Regions from separate parts of the Homo sapiens genome. Here region 1 is linked to region 2. A link is an interaction called in ENCODE POLR2A ChIA-PET data of the cell type or tissue named here. Cell type or tissue: GM12878. All regions are shown on one strand. Each heading gives the region's core, and the rest is flanking DNA. Links, peaks and the distances in the headings are about the cores only.

What was found. Peaks named below come from ENCODE experiments on the same cell type or tissue, not always from the same donor. Only the 100,000 strongest peaks of a DNase experiment are listed, where the experiment ranks them.
Region 1: POLR2A ChIA-PET joins it to region 2 with 5 read pairs; 2 of 35 experiments call an interaction of 5 or more read pairs at or near these places.

Annotation. Positions count from the first base shown.
Region 1 is chr2:13,671,689-13,679,530 of GRCh38, reverse strand. The region is part of intron 2 of LOC105373438 (a long non-coding RNA gene); the gene reads right to left. Among named protein-coding and RNA genes, the nearest start is that of LINC00276, 730 kb to the left of the region's middle. RefSeq lists an enhancer at 2,449-3,357. In GM12878, for the core only: no CTCF peak of the experiment used is centred there; no DNase peak of the experiment used is centred there.
Region 2 is chr2:13,766,096-13,773,937 of GRCh38, reverse strand. No RefSeq gene overlaps it. Among named protein-coding and RNA genes, the nearest start is that of LINC00276, 630 kb to the left of the region's middle. In GM12878, for the core only: no CTCF peak of the experiment used is centred there; a DNase peak (open chromatin) is centred at 3,504.

The sequences.
Region 1 (7,842 bases), core at 1,793-6,792, 95 kb after region 2:
TACTGGGTTAAGAATTTTTGATAGGAAGGTTATCACAGAATTTTTGATTGTCTGTGGCCTCCATGCTTTCAGGCTACACCCTTGTTTATACTGACAACAAGGTGGAATGGCTGCTTAAGGAGGGTAAAACTAGGACAGGGGCAGTTCAAACTAATAGATGTTTTAACCTTTCCACCTGTTGGATTTCTGGTAATCACCAAATGAGGAGGGGGTTTTTCCAGTCTTGCATGAGCTTCTTGTATAAGGGTTTTGTTTTTAGGGCATAAGAATCTATCCATAGATGACAGTATCTGACTAATCTTAAAATTTCCTAAGTTCTTGTTTAGTCCACGGCAGAGGAAAGGATATGATGCCTTTAATCCGTTCAAGCTCAATTAGCCATTTACCTTTGCTAATTAAATGACTTGTTCTAATATTTGACTAAATAAATTTGAAGACTCCATAAACCCTTGGGGTCAGAATGTCTATCAGTATTGCTATTTTTGACTGGAGTGAGGGTCTTCACACTCAAAGGCAAATAGGTCCCAGTTGTTCTCTGCTAACGGACAAGCCCAGAAGGCATCTTTTAAGTCTATTACTATAATGACAGGGCGGGTAGTTTGGACTATCTGATTAATAGCTCGAAGGTCTTGCACTCACCGGTGTGACCCGTCTGGCTTCTTTACAGGCAGTATTGGAGTGTTATAGGGTCACAGAGAAGACTTTCAATTATCAATTATAGGTTTTAAATTTACCCTGGCTTTTAAAGGAATAGGGTACATTGCTTTCTCTTTACTACTTCTGTCTGTCTCTTTTTCTCTCTCTCTCTTTGACTCTCTGTCTCTGTCTCTTTGACTCCCTCTTTGTCTCTCTGTCTCTTTTTCTCTCTTCTAAGATTTTTTTTTTCTTCCTATGGGTCTCCTGGCTTTACTCTTTCACCCTTTATATTGCCTGGAGAGTTGGGTTCTGTGTTCTTTATAGGTTTTGGCCCCCTCGGTACTTAGGCTGGTAGTGAGTGAGCTTTTGGGATGATTCCCAAGAGGCAGGGTTATAAAGAGGAGGACAACAGGGATAGGAGAAGGGTCTGGGACAGCAGCTGCTTTTTCTTGATTTTGGTCCTTTCATTATCCTTCTAATATATTAACATACACCCTGAAGGACTACTAGAAGAAATCTGATCACCTTCACCTTTCCCTGAGTCATCTTTACTCCCTGTCCTTGTTTTACTAGAAACATTTCCCATGTTGGGTACTTGTCAGGTTCAATCTCCTGAAATTACTGGAAGGCTCAACCCCTCAAACCAGGGATGTCTTGCCTTGCCTGCCCCAGAAGACTCAACCCCTTAAACCAGGGATGTCTTGCTTTGCCTGCCCTGGGAGGTTGAACTGTTTCCTCACTTTCCCCCTCTGAAGGTCCCTCGCACACTTCTCAGTCATGTTATCCTCTCTGGCCACTCCCCAGAGGGAGAATTAGGCCCCTCTTAGCATTGGCACGCTGGTATAAATCCCACAGCAGGATCCACCCTAAGCCATATGAGGTAGCTAAGAAACTGCAGAGAGGACCTACTCACTCTGTCCAGCAGTAGGACTTGTCACCATCCACACAAACAACACCACAAGCAGGGTTGTCTGTGATTATTCATGCACACACACATTCAGCCCTCCAGAATCTGACCGCCAGGGAAGTACTTTACTGGCTCCTGTGGCTTTTGCTTCCTTGCTCTGTACACAGAGTTGTTGCCGCGGTATGTGAGAATCCTTTACCCCAGGTTGCTGGCCGGTTTCTTTCCACATTGCTGAGAGTCTGGGTTTATTTGTCACACTGGGTGGGTCTTGATTCCTCACCCCTGAGGCCACCGAAACAAGGTGACGGGACACCTCCTCATGAGAGAGGACTAGAGACCACTGCCAGAGGAGAACGGGTCCCCATACGGATTGACACCAAAATTGTCAAAATTGTTCCATCTGCGGGGAGCACCCTTTCGGCAGAAAATAAAAAGGGCCTTGTGGAGAAATCCTTTGTCTCCATGCTGACTTTTCTTCATGGCACCGATTATCTATTTCTAACAGCAGGTTTGTCTAAGCATTCCCAGCTTGAATTTTCCCTTCAGCTTCGTGATTTTAGAGGCCCAAAATATTTTTCTTTCATAAATTACTCTCATTCATCCAAACAAAACACACAAACAAAGATCATTTTGTTTTCGCTGGATGTATAGTTTTACAACCTTCTCTGCCAAACACTGAAATGTTAAAATATCTAGCAAAGACAAACATAAAATTCAGACAAAATGTGTGCTGACAATTCTGAAGGCATTTCTATTTTTATTCTACCAATAACCGTAAAGCCAGCTTGTTTAGTAAAGTTATACTTAAGTCAGGTGAACTTGCAAATTGCTTAGACTTATTTTTTTTTGCACTCTTTTACTTATAAACCAGTTTGTGCTCACAACACATAACAATAAGTGTACATACAAACAAACACATTTAGACATGTATATACACTCATAAACAAAGACCCAATAGCTTGGAACCTTAGCCATGGGATAGCAACACAAGCTTGCAGATTTTACCTTGTTTGTGCCAATAGATAATCCAATGAGGCTGTGAACCAAAATTACAGGTAAAGCAGCCTCCATGGCAGTTTGATTTTTAAAGGCCAAACCTCCCTTTTAAAGGCCACCTATGAAGGGGAAAATTTACATCTCAAAGTTACAGAACTTAGATCTAAACAAAAGCATGGTTTGTTACATAAACTTTAAGCCATTGTCTTCCCCGTAGAGTTCCTAGTGGTTTCAGTGCAGAGACAGAAATGCCCTTACAAATGGGAGATTTTCTTTAAAGATGTAAATTTCTTTTACAAACAATTTAAAAGAGTGATTTAGTTTGATAGGTAGTCTTTTAACTTGGCTTGTTCCTTAATTAGATTACTAGCTTTAGGGTAGAGCCCTTTAAGGAACAACATCAGGAAAGTTTTAGGGCCAAAACATGCAAAGAGCCAAGTAGTTCCCTATAGTAATAACCACTTACAAACAACACTGCTGTCTGCTATGACTAACACTGTAGCTCACATGACTAAAAGCCACTATACACCAGAGTCCAGTCCTCCCACAATACCAAGCATTTTCTCATAGCTCTGAAAAGCCAAAGCAATCAAGTAACATAATAACAAAGACCAAAAGACCGCAGAGCCTTAGACCTAAGGGGAATTTGTCTGCTTACAGTGCTTGGGATTCCCTGAGGAAAAACACGTTCCTCCAAACAACAGAGTCTTTGGCACCTTTCTGTTTTTCCTAAGGGATCCCAGGCTGTCAGAAATTTCATTTTTTAAGGTTCGTCTGTCCTTTGGCATCAAGGTGTTACAGGTAGTTAGACACACATGAGCAGGGCAGGAGAGGGCTCTTCCCCCACCCACTAGGAATGTCAAACGATCATTGGGTATGGTTCGACAGTTATCACACTGCCTCCCTAAAAATGATAATTTGGCAGCTGGCGCCAGGGAGAGACAATCTCCTGATGGTCCACAGCTGCCACATTAAAGTGTTAATTAAATGTAGGCACCAGAGAGAGGCAACTTCCTGGGCATGTGCATTAAGAGACAAAATGGCAAGAGTAGGACCTTCGGGGGGTATACCACTGGAAAGGGAAGAAAGTCTCACATGGGCATGCATACAATTTCCAAAACACACTGCCCATGCTCACGCCCAAAGCCTAAGAAGGGCACTGTGCATGCCGGCAGCCCACCCAAGCAAAGAATCATGGGAAAGCGGTGCAAGATGCCAGGAGAGGGTCAGCATATAAAGTCATAGGATGAAGGTTAAATGCTGCACTTGATGTTCACAATGCTCGCTTGGGTGCCTTCCAAGTGCACCTTCCTTTCTTTCATGTTCTAAAGCTTTTTAATAAATGTTTACTCCTACTCTGAAACTTGCCTCAGTCTCTGTGTTTTTCTGCCTCATGCCCCTCACTCAAATTCTTTTTTCTGAGCAAGCAAGAATTGAGGTTGCTGCAGACACATATGGATTCACCACCAGTAACTTGGTGACCTTCCATCCCTAACAAAGGGTTGTAAGAGGAAGGAGAGGCAGATAGAAGCAAATGGAGAAGCAGATAAGATTCAGTTGACTGAGATGTTTTACAGAGAAAGAAAAAGGGTATTAAAAGAATACCTATGTATACATGAATAGCCCAAATGTCAGTTTTAACAAAGTCGACTTTTGTCTATAGAGTTTTTTAAGAATAACGTTTTTCTAGTTGTAATTCCTACTGAAGCAATTTTATTCTGCTTCTGCTGCTACCTGGGCTCCAGCACCAACCAAGCAGCCCACAGAAGCAACCATCCACTGCAGTAGCCGCTGGCTGCCCTTCTTACTGCATGTGCTGTCTCTCAGCTAACAATCACTGAGAACAGGAGTACAGATGACTCTAAACACTTCACATTTTCAGGGCATCTCCATACTCACCTACAAGCATTCGAAAGGTGAGCCATGCCACTCAACATCGAAGTGGCTGCCACCTGAGATTTTGCCTAAAAATGCCTCAGGTTGTTGTGCATTTCTTGGTCTCTCAGTTCCTGGCTAGTGCTTGCCACATGTTTCACAGTTGGTGGGTCTATGGAATTGAGCTTCAGGGCCCAAGGAAGCTGAGAGGGCAAAGAAAGAGGGTGATAAATCCAGTTTCTTAGTAAGGAACATTTAATAGAGACTTATGAAGCGATGTGTATTTTGGTCAGTGATGAGATGAGATGGTGGATCCCTGCCTTTTTCTTATTATTTTTCATGTTGGAAGCTTTATGTAGTGAATTGAGATCTTTCATGTTTCATAATGTAGGCATTTAATTTTATAAAAATCTCACTAATCACTACTTTAGTTGCATCCCATACATGTGGCTGTGTTGTGTTTTTTCTTTTCCACTAAGTACAAAATAAAATGAATTTCCTGGGCAATTTCATCCTTGATCTAGTTTTTAGAAGTATATTGCTTAATTTACAAGTACTCAGGAAATTTCCAGATAGCTCTTCATTATGGTTTCTAATTTAACTCCATGTGAACACAGTATAAATTCAATTATTAAAAACTTGTTGCATCAGGCGTGGTGGCTGACATGGTTTGATTGTGACCCCATGGAAATCTCATCTTGAATTGTAACTCCCACAATTCCCAGCTGTGATGGAAAGAACCTGGTGGGTGGTAATTAAATCTTGGGGGTGGGTCTTTCCTGTGCTGTTCTCATGATAGTGAATAAGTCTCACAAGATCTGATGGTTTTAAAAATGGGAGTTTCCCTGAACAGGCTCTCTCTTTGCCTGCTGCCATTCATGAAAGACATGACTTGCTCCTCCTCACCTTCTGCCATGATTGTGAGGCTTCCCCAGCCACATGGAACTGTTAAGTCCATTAAACCTTTTTTTTTTTTTTTTTTTGGTAAATTGCCTGGGTATATCTTTATCAGCAGGATGAAAATGGACTAATACAGTAAATTGGCACCAGTAGAGTGGGGTGCTGCTGAAAAGCAGCTTTGGAATGTGAAAGCAGCTTTGGAATTGGGTAACAGGCAGAGGTTGGAATAGTTTGGAAGGCCCAGGAGAAGACAGGAAAATGCAGAACATTTGGAACTTCCTAGAGACTTGTTGAATGGCTTTGAACAAAATGCTGATAGTAATATGCACAAGGAAATCCAGGCTGAGGTGGTCTTAGATGGAGATGAGGAACTTGTTGGGAATTGGAGTAAAGTGACTCTTGCTGCGTTTTAGCAAAGAGACTGGCAGCATTTTTCCCCTGCCCTAGAGATTTGTGGAACTTTGAACTTCCAAGAGATGATTATCTGGTGGAAGAAATTTCTAAGCAGCAAACCATTCAAGATGTGACTTGGGTCCTGTTAAAGGCATAAGGAAAACAGAGCATAAAAGTTTGAAAACTTTGCAGCCTGACAATGCACTGGAAAAGAAAATTCCATTTTCTGAGAAGGAATCCAAGCCCACTGAAGAAATCTGCATAAGTAATGAGGACCCAACTGTTATTCCCCAAGACAATGGGGAAAATTTCTACAGGGCATGTCAGAGGTCTTCACAGCAGCCCCTCCCATCAAAGGCCTGGAGGTCTAGGAGAAAAAAAGTGTTTTTTGTGAGCTGGGCCCAGAGTCCCAGTGCTATGTGCAGCCTACGGATATGGTGCCCTGTTTCCCAGCCACTCCAACCGTGGCTGAAACAGGCCAAAGTAGACCTTGGCCGTGGCTTCAGAGGGTGCAAGCATCAAGCCTTGGCAGCTTCCATGTGGTTTTGAGCCTGCCAGAGCATAGAAGCCAAGAATTGGGGTTTGGGAACCTCTACCTAGATCTCACAGGATGAATGGAAGCACGTGGATGTGCAGGCAGAAGTTTGCTGCAGGGGCAGGGCTCTCATGGAAAACATCTGCCAGGGCAGTGTGGATGACAACTTGCACCATGTACCTGGAAAAGCCACAGAAACTCAATGCCAGCACATGAAGGCAGCCAGGAGAGAGGCTATACCCTAGAAAACCCATGTTAACCCACCTCTTGTATCAGCATGACCTGGGTGTGAGACATGGAGTCAAAGGAGATCATTTTTGAGCTTTAAATTTGACTGCTTCATTTGGATATTGGACTTGCATGGGACCTGTAGCCCCTTTGTTTTGGCCAATTTCTTTCATTTGGAATGGCTATATTTACCTGATGCCTGTACCCCCATTGTATCTAGGAAGTAACTAACTTGCTTTTGATTTTACAGGCTCATTGGTGGAAGGGACTTGCCTTGTCTCAGATGAGTCTTTGGACTGTGGACTTTTGAGTTAATGCTGAAATGTGTTGAGACTTTGGGGACTATTGGGAGGGCATGATTCGTTTTGAAACGTGAGGACATGAGATTTGGGAGGGGCCGGGGATGAAATTATATGGTTTGGCTGGGTTCTAACCCAAATCTCATCTTGAATTGTAACTCCCACAATTCTCGTACATTGTGGGAAGAACCTGGTGGGAGGTAATTGAATCATGGAGGCAGGTCTTTCTCATGCTGTTCTCATGATAGTGAACAAATTTCATGAGATCTGATGGTTTTAAAAATGGGAGTTTCCCTACACAAGCTCTCTCTTTGCCAGCTGCCATCCATGAAGACGTGACTTGCTTCTTCTTGCCTTCCACCATGATTGTGAGGCTTCTCCGGCTATGTGGAACTGTTAAGTCCATTAAACCTCTTTCTTTTATAAATTGCCCAGTATCAAGTATGTCTTTATCAGCAGTGTGAAAATGGACTAATACAGTGGCTCAAGCCTGTAATCCCAGCACTTTTGGAAGCTGAGGCAGGAGGATTGCTTGAGCCCAGTAGTTCAAGACCAGGTTGGGTAACATAGTGGAACCCCATCTCTACAAAAAATATAAAAATTGGCCAGGCATGGTAGTGCATACCTGTAGTTCCAGCAACTCAAGAAGCTGAAAGAGGGGAATTGCTTAAGCCCAGGAGGTGAAAGCTGTAGTGGGCCCTAATTGCACCACTGCACTCCATCCTGGGTGACAGTAAAGCCATGTCTTAAAAAAATCCAAAAACAAAAACTTGTTGAGTGTTTTTAATCCGCTACAATATTAGTGAATATTCAATGTACATGTGAAAAGAAAGTATCTTTCTTTTTTACTGTTTTTCTATCTTACTTTTTTCAGGATAAAGTGTCTTAAAAATGTCAAATGGGTAAAGTTATCTATTAGCATATGAAATCCTATATGTCCTATATATTCTTACTCATTTATCTGTTTACTTTTTCTATTAAACACTGAAAAAAGTGTAGTGAATTCTCAAAAAGTAATTGTGAATTTTTCTAATAATTCTTTTATTTTATGATTTTTTAATTCATGAATTTTA
Region 2 (7,842 bases), core at 1,109-6,108:
AATTTTGGAACTCTAGAGTCTGTTGAAGGTTGCAAATTCCTGGGGAAGACGTATCCAATCAATTGTGGTTAATTTTGGTCAATTTCAGATCTTGCACAGTAGCAGTTACTCATTCCTCATACCCAGGCCCTGGGCAGTCAGTCATGCACTCGTTCTAGGATCAGCTTGTATGCAACCACAGGATCCACAGTAAGCAAAAACAACCCTGTCCTCCAAATACAGGGGATCTGTGCTCTAACCTCTAATTGCCACTTCTAGTCACAGAGATGCAGACAAAAAGCTGGACATTGTTGAAACTCCTTTTTTCTTGGAGGCCTTTCCCTTGACTGAAGTGGCGGCTTCCTTTGGATTTAAAAGGACAACATGTATTTCCCTTCTTTTTTTACCCTTCCTGGAGCCAGACATTAAAGACAAGAATATTCAAAAACAACAGCATATATGGGAGAAATTAGAAAGTGATCACTTATACCCAGGGTCAGAAAAAGTGCTGGCTCAGAAAAGAAGATCTGAGAAGATGTGAAAAGACCTTAAGTTTACACTTCAGCTTGATTCTTAGCACAGAGATAACCTACAACAATTAAAAAAGCAATAAACAATTAAAAAAAAAAAAACAGAAAACCTGGGGAAAGTGGAAAAATCTGATTTCAAGATTTGCCACCCATTAGACTCAAATGCACAGTTTTTTAAAAGAAAAACAAAAGGCGTGAAAGAAACAGGAAAGTAGGGCTCATAAAAGGAAAAAATCAATAAAAACTATTTCTGGAAAAAGATCTGATGACAGGCCTACTAGAGAAAGACTTTCAACAACTTTCTAAAAGATGCTGAAATAACTAAAGAAAGATGTGGAGACAGTCAAGAAAATGATATACGAATAAAATGGAAATTCTAATAAAAAGATAGAAAACCTAAAAAAATGAAAACAGAAACTCTGGAGCTAAAAATCACAATAAATGAAATAAAATGAAAAAATGTACTAGGCATATTTGAGCAGGCAGAAGAGAGAATCGATTAACCTGAAGGTTGATAATATATTATTTAATATAATATTGAAATCCAAGGAACAGAAGGGGAAAAAATGAAGGAAAGTGAGCAGAGCCTAAGAAACCTATGGAATACGATCGTGAGAACCAACATACTCATTGTCTCATTGTAGGAATTTCAGAAGAGAGAAAAAAAGAGAAAAATTAATAGCTGAAAATCTTCCAAATTTCACTATAAATATCCAAAGAGCTCAATGAACTTCCAATAAGGTGAATTTTCAAAGACACAAACTGAGATACAGTGTAATCAAGCTTTCGAAAGACAAAGAGAATCTTGAAAGCAGCAATAGAAAAGTGATTCATCACATACAAAAGATCATTAGTAACATTATTATTGATTAGTCGATCTCCTAATAGAAAATTTGGAGGTTAGGAGGCAGTGGGCCAATGTGATCAAAGTGCTAAAAGAAAAAATTCACCCAAGATTCTTATATGTAAAAAAACTGTCCTTCAAAAGTAAGAGAAAACTTAAGACCATTTTAAAAGGTGAGTAAGTTTGTTATCCCAAGAAAGGTTCAAAGATGTTCTCTGCAAGGTAAAATGAGAAGACATTAGACATAGTGTTATAATAACCCTCGGCCACGTGAAAAAATAAAGATCTTAATAATGATAAATACATGGGCAATTATAAAAGGTAGCATTATTACAACAATACTTTGTAACTCTATTTTTTGTTTTCTACATGATTTAAAGGACTAATTCATTAAAAAATCTAAAAGCGAGTATTATTATAACTTTAATTTGTAACTCTATTTTGTTTGTTACATAATTGAAGAGGCTAATGAATTTAAAATCGTTATTGGGGTTATTTTGGCACATAATTTACAAAGATATAAATTTGTGATATTAGCAACCAAAAAGAGTAGAAATAGAGCTGTAAAGGAGAATTTTGTATTTTATTAGAGTTAAGCTTTTATAAACTTAAAGTGTTATAACTTTAGGGTATCAAATGTAAGCTCCATGATAAACACAAGAAAATAATTGTAAAATAAGTACAAATGAAATTAAGAAATGAATTTATACATTTCACTACAAAAAAAAATCAACTAAACACACACATACACACAAAAACAATGCAGAAAATGAGGGACAAAAAGAGCTATGAAGGCCGGGCGTGGTGGCTCATGCCTGTAATCTCAGCACTTTGGGAGGCCGCTCACACCTGTAATCTCAGCACTTTGGGAGGCCAAGGTGGGCCGATCACGTGAGGTCAGGAGTTTGAGACCAGCCTGGCCAACATGGTGAAACCCCATCTCTACTAAAAATGCAAAAATTAGCTGAGTGTGGTGGCAGGTGCCTGTACTCCCAGCTACTTGGGAGGCTGAGGCAGGCAGAGGTTGCAGTGAGCTGAGATCGGACAACTGCTCTTCAGACTGGGCAACAGAGGGAAACTCCGTCTCAGAAAAAAAAAAAAAAAGTATGAGTCATATAGGAAACTAGTAGCAAAATTAAAAATGTAAGTAAGTCCCTCCTTGTCAATAATTACTTCAAATGCAAATGAATTAAACTCTCTAGTTAAAAAACAGAAATTCGTAGAAAGGGTTAACAAAACAAAAACAAAAACATGATCCAACTATATGGTATGTATAGCAGGTTTTACTTTAGTTATGTAGTTAGATAGTTAAGGTGTTACTATTTTTTCAATTCTTTTTATTTGCTTTTCCTTCTTTTCTTTTCTTTCTACCTCTTTCTACCTTTGTTTTCTTTTGGATGTCTGTTGTTAGTGTTTTGGAATTACTGACTTCTTCAGCTTCAAGTTTAGGTATATAAATTAGAAAGAAAACCTGGAGAACTCACCATTTTATTCCTTGGGTAACCCTGCAATCCCTAGCTAATTTACTTTCTTCTCTCCACATTTCAAAAATCCTGTGTTTGCTTTATGTATGATGCTCAGGTCTTTAGTTGTAAAATTTGTTTGGAAAATATTTTGGATAGATTTACTTTTGCCATTATTTGACTTATAATTAAATTTGTAGATATGTTATTAGAAATTACCACTGGACTGGTTTTCATATTTTTAAATATTATACAGTGGACATACTCAGATAAATTTCAATTCCAAGATCATATACAATCAACATTTTGTGGGGGAACGTCATCAGAATGGGCCTGCAGATTAGTACATGCATTCAATAGTTCATTCAACACAAAAGTGCTGAGCACCCCTTCTGTTCTGGAAGAGGAAAGGATGAAGGTTCAGAGATAAAAGAAAACACTGGAAGTGTAGGCGTGTAGACATGGATATTTTCAATGCAATGCATTCATTGGTATCATAGGGGTAAATACAAGGTATTCTTAGAGTTTGTAGGTTCTGTACATAACTATGATGTAGAAGTGACAGTTATTGAGAAAGAAAAGAGTATGTTTCTTCCAAACAAGGCATCTAAACTCAACTTGAAACGTGAATTATTGAAGCATAAAGGAGAATTCAAGTGAGGAGACCACAGAAACAAAGAAGTAACATGAGCATAGGTATGAAATATCAATTAATCTAGAAATTGAAGCTGTTTGGCAGGAATGAAACTTAGGTTGGAAGTGGTAAGTAAAAAATGAATGCTATTATATACAATGTTAACAAATTAAGATCAATAATTAAAAGCAATAGGTAGACTTTTGAAATTATTCTGTTCAAAACCATTTCTACCCATATTTTCATAGAATAGTTCATACTATGAAACGATTCATAAAATGGTTCATACATATTATAGCTCATAATTACTAGGAGATTACTAAGTCAATTTAATGAGCCTAAATCAGTATCAGTATGTACGGGAATACTGGAAATCCACATGCAAAAAAAAAAAAAGAAGAAGAAAGAAGAAAGAAGGGGAAGGAGGAGAAGGAGAAGGAGGAGGGGGAGGAGGAGGAGGAGGAGGAGGAGGAGAAGAAGAAGAAACCTTACACACATACAAAAATTAACTCAAAATCAAATACCTACATGCAAATGCTAAAATTATAAAACTCTTAGAAGAAAATATGGGGTAAAATATTCCTGGCATTGGAGTTAGCAATGATTCCTTAGATATGACAACAAATGCAGAGGCAACAGAACTTATTATCTCTGGCTCTAAGAAGATGAAAGAAGAAAAAAAGAAAAAAATAGATTAGGTAGACTATGTCAAAATATAAAACTTCTGTGCCTCAAAGATTACAGAGTGAAAAAGCAACTCAGGAAACAAAAGAAAATAATTGCCAATTACATAAGTGGAAAGGGTTTAATATTCTATATAAAGAAATATATATATGTGAATTTTTCTTTTATCGACAATCCTGTCCTTTTTAGAACAACAATTCGACTTTGCATTGGGAAAACTACACACCCTATTAATTGTGTTCTTATTGGGAATATTAAATGTGGTGCTCCAACTTGTAATTAAGAGGTTAAAGCCTATGTGTCAGTGATCTCCGTCACCACCCTCAGGTTGGATGATTTTCTAGAAAGACTCACAGAACTCAGTAAAGCTTTTATACACATAGATATGATTTATCACAGTGAAAGGATATAGATTAAATGAGAGAAGGTAATAGGTGCATAAAACAGTACAAGAAGGTCCAAGCACAGGGTTATAATTGAGGGTCAATCACATAGGCATGGGGCATCTTGTGTAACCGACCTTAGCTATTAAGTCTACAGCCATCCTCCAGAGGTCAAAATGATGTAGCATGGTCCAGGAGCCCCAGATGAATATCTGAATAGATATTCAGCATGTGTGACATTGTTAGCACAAACTATCTGGTGTGACCCAATGTCTTATGTATACAAAAACACTTTTATCAAATAGGCCATTCATTCCAAGGGCTCAATGTTTATCTAAAAGGAGCTAGTTGAGAGGAAGACCTTTCTTTCAAATGCACAAAATTTGAACACTTCATGTTTGCTGATGTAAAATTGTACTACATAGCTAGCTACATATATTGCAGGACTCAATGCAAAGTGAAAATGTGGGACCCCTTCATCAAGAAGCAGGAAATCATTGCCATTAAAGGAAGTAAATATAAATCTTTTTCTTTTCTCTACTGTCTCACATAATGTTATGGTGTCTCATATTTGCTATATGACATCATTCCAATTAAAGAAGAATTAAAACTTTTATTAGCAAAAATGTCACTATTTATCTTTATATAATAGAATTCTAGTTTTAAATGCAAATGCAATGTCATTTAACTTACATGTTGAATAATCAAACTGCACAATTTGTATTTTATAGCACGTAAGTGCATATGCATTTTGTTCTTATAAGAATTGTGAAAAAATACACAAAACTAACTCAAATGTTTTACACTACGTGCCATGCACATCTTCTACCAACATGCTCTGCCTATTCATCAGTATACAGAAGGACTGAAACAAAGAATTCTCTTTGTTTATCTTTGTGGTCCTAACTTTCTGTTTCTTTTACATCATAATTTTCAATGTTGAACATTACAGTGAAATAGCATGAATTAGAAAACATATGACTGGTTTCTTTGGTTATTCGTCTTTTTGAGAGCACCACAGTCTTCTTTTTGAAGAGTGTGGACTCTCAGCAGCACCCCTGCCTCCACACTCCCCTTGAACTTGCCTTGAGTGTCACTGAACTCTCATGTATTGTTCATGCACAGGAGTTTTATGTGCATGTGGTATTAAAAACACTATGCAATTAAGCCAGCAAGAAACTGTGTCAAATAAACCTGATGGGCATATTTCATCTGCTCTCTTTTATACTTCATTGTCTCATTGACTTCACTTATAAAAAACAAGTTCAAAGGAAATTTTTAAAAATTTTAGATGGTAACAGCAAGGCACTTAACTAAGTCTGAGGCTTTTCTGACTACATGGTTTTGTTCAATTTTTAACATCAAAAAATTGGAATGAGCTACATGTTAATATAGGGTCTATTAACTAGGGATAGAATGATAAATATATCACATTATTTTCAGTGAACTTGAAATTCATTTGAGGGTCTAGGCAATTAAGCTATCATTAGAATATAACATGAAAAATATCAATACTGGAATTGTTCAGGGTGAATTAGTTGTGGACAACTAATTCAATTTGAGTTTCAGGAAAGATTTTTTTTGAAACAAGTAATATTTAAATGACAGTCAAGGCTTGAGTAGAAATAAATTTAAAGAACATGGGTAAGGGAAAAAGAATATTTTGGGGGAGAGTGAATAGCATGGATGAATGATCTCCTCCTATTATCCTTTCCTCATACACAATCAATAGATTTCCCTCTTAAAAAAATAAAAGATACTTTACTTTTTCCAGGCTTTTAAAGATGTCTCTAGATTTGTTCATTAGTAATTAGGGTGCCATAAAACCAAGGGAAAGACATACATAGTTTGAATGGAATTTCAGAGTAAGGACTGACAGACAAACATGTTAGTTGCAATTTCAAAGCAAAACACTTTTGAATGGACCTGCTTAAAGTTTCTGAGCTTCACTCAGAAATTACTCTACTTATATATCAGACAGAAATGGAAGCTGATTTTATTCTTTTCCATATAAGTTTTTCAAAAGGAAATGGACCATAGGATTAGCCAATTTATATCTTAAGGATAATGATACCCACATATGCTGTTTATCTGGGCTCTTGGGAAAATTGTGGGTTTATTCATTTTTTAGATCTCTTTCTCACTTTTAGAAATTATTAACATTAAAGAGTTAACAGAGTTGAACACATAGACATGAATTTTTATTTATCTTTGTACATATATGTCTTAGACCCTAAAGAAAAATAAGTAAGCAAGTAGGTGACACATCTCTATTAAATACACCCTTCATTCATAAATCTAATATTACCCTTGCCAGTTGTTTTCAGCATAATTGTTGCTAGTATTAGGAAGTAAAAAATTCTAGACATTGACGTGGAACTAAGTTGAGGCCTAGTGCTTCTGTTCTGTCATCTTGGTCCTTTATATACACCCCAAAAGATATACTTCACGCAAATCACAATCTTACTGCCATTTATCTTAGAGCTGGAGATAACAAGTTAATCCATTATGAATCTCAACTGAGTTGAAAGCTTGAGAAAACAACCTAATAGGTGCTATAACAAGTACACCACAGTTTCTGAAATGAAAAATTGTATAAAGTAATCCGGCGGTGATGAAATGACCAGACAAACAGAATTGAGGTGCTGGGTTAGGGCCTAGAGTGATTAATTAAGTGCCATCACTTGAGGAAAATCACTGTTGCTTGCAGCAGTGTTATTTGCCTTTGCAGTAAATTGTGGAAAGTTGAGGTACGCTGAGAGGAAGGATCATGGGCCAATGCCTATTTTAAGTAGAGGATCTGTAGACACATAAACACTATGTGATATCATCATGGGGAGATTCAAAAATGAGAATCATGACTGTCAAATAATAATTTGGAAACAGGGAAATGTGACCAGAGAGAAAGTTTAATAATCCACCAGCTACCTTGGGAACAGAATCTAAGTTTCTCTACTCTCTGCCATCTATGACCCCCTTACATTATTCTCTCTGGCCTGTATTCTCTTTGAATTCATTTTTCCCAGTTCTCGATATGCTCAGGGACCACAAATTTGTTTTTCAAAAGGAAATGGACCATAGGATTAGCCAATTTATATCTTATAGATAATCATATCTAGAGCAATATCAAATTTGTCTTACCTGTGTGGCATTCTCCTAGGACACTGACCTACCTTTATAAACTAATAGAAGCAATTTAACTTTGACATTCACTCCTTTAATCAATCATCCACTTCCAAAATATTTACTAAACACCTTCTTTATGTAAAATCTATTTTAAAAACTGGAAACATGGAAGAGATAACACAGATTTAGATACTTGTTG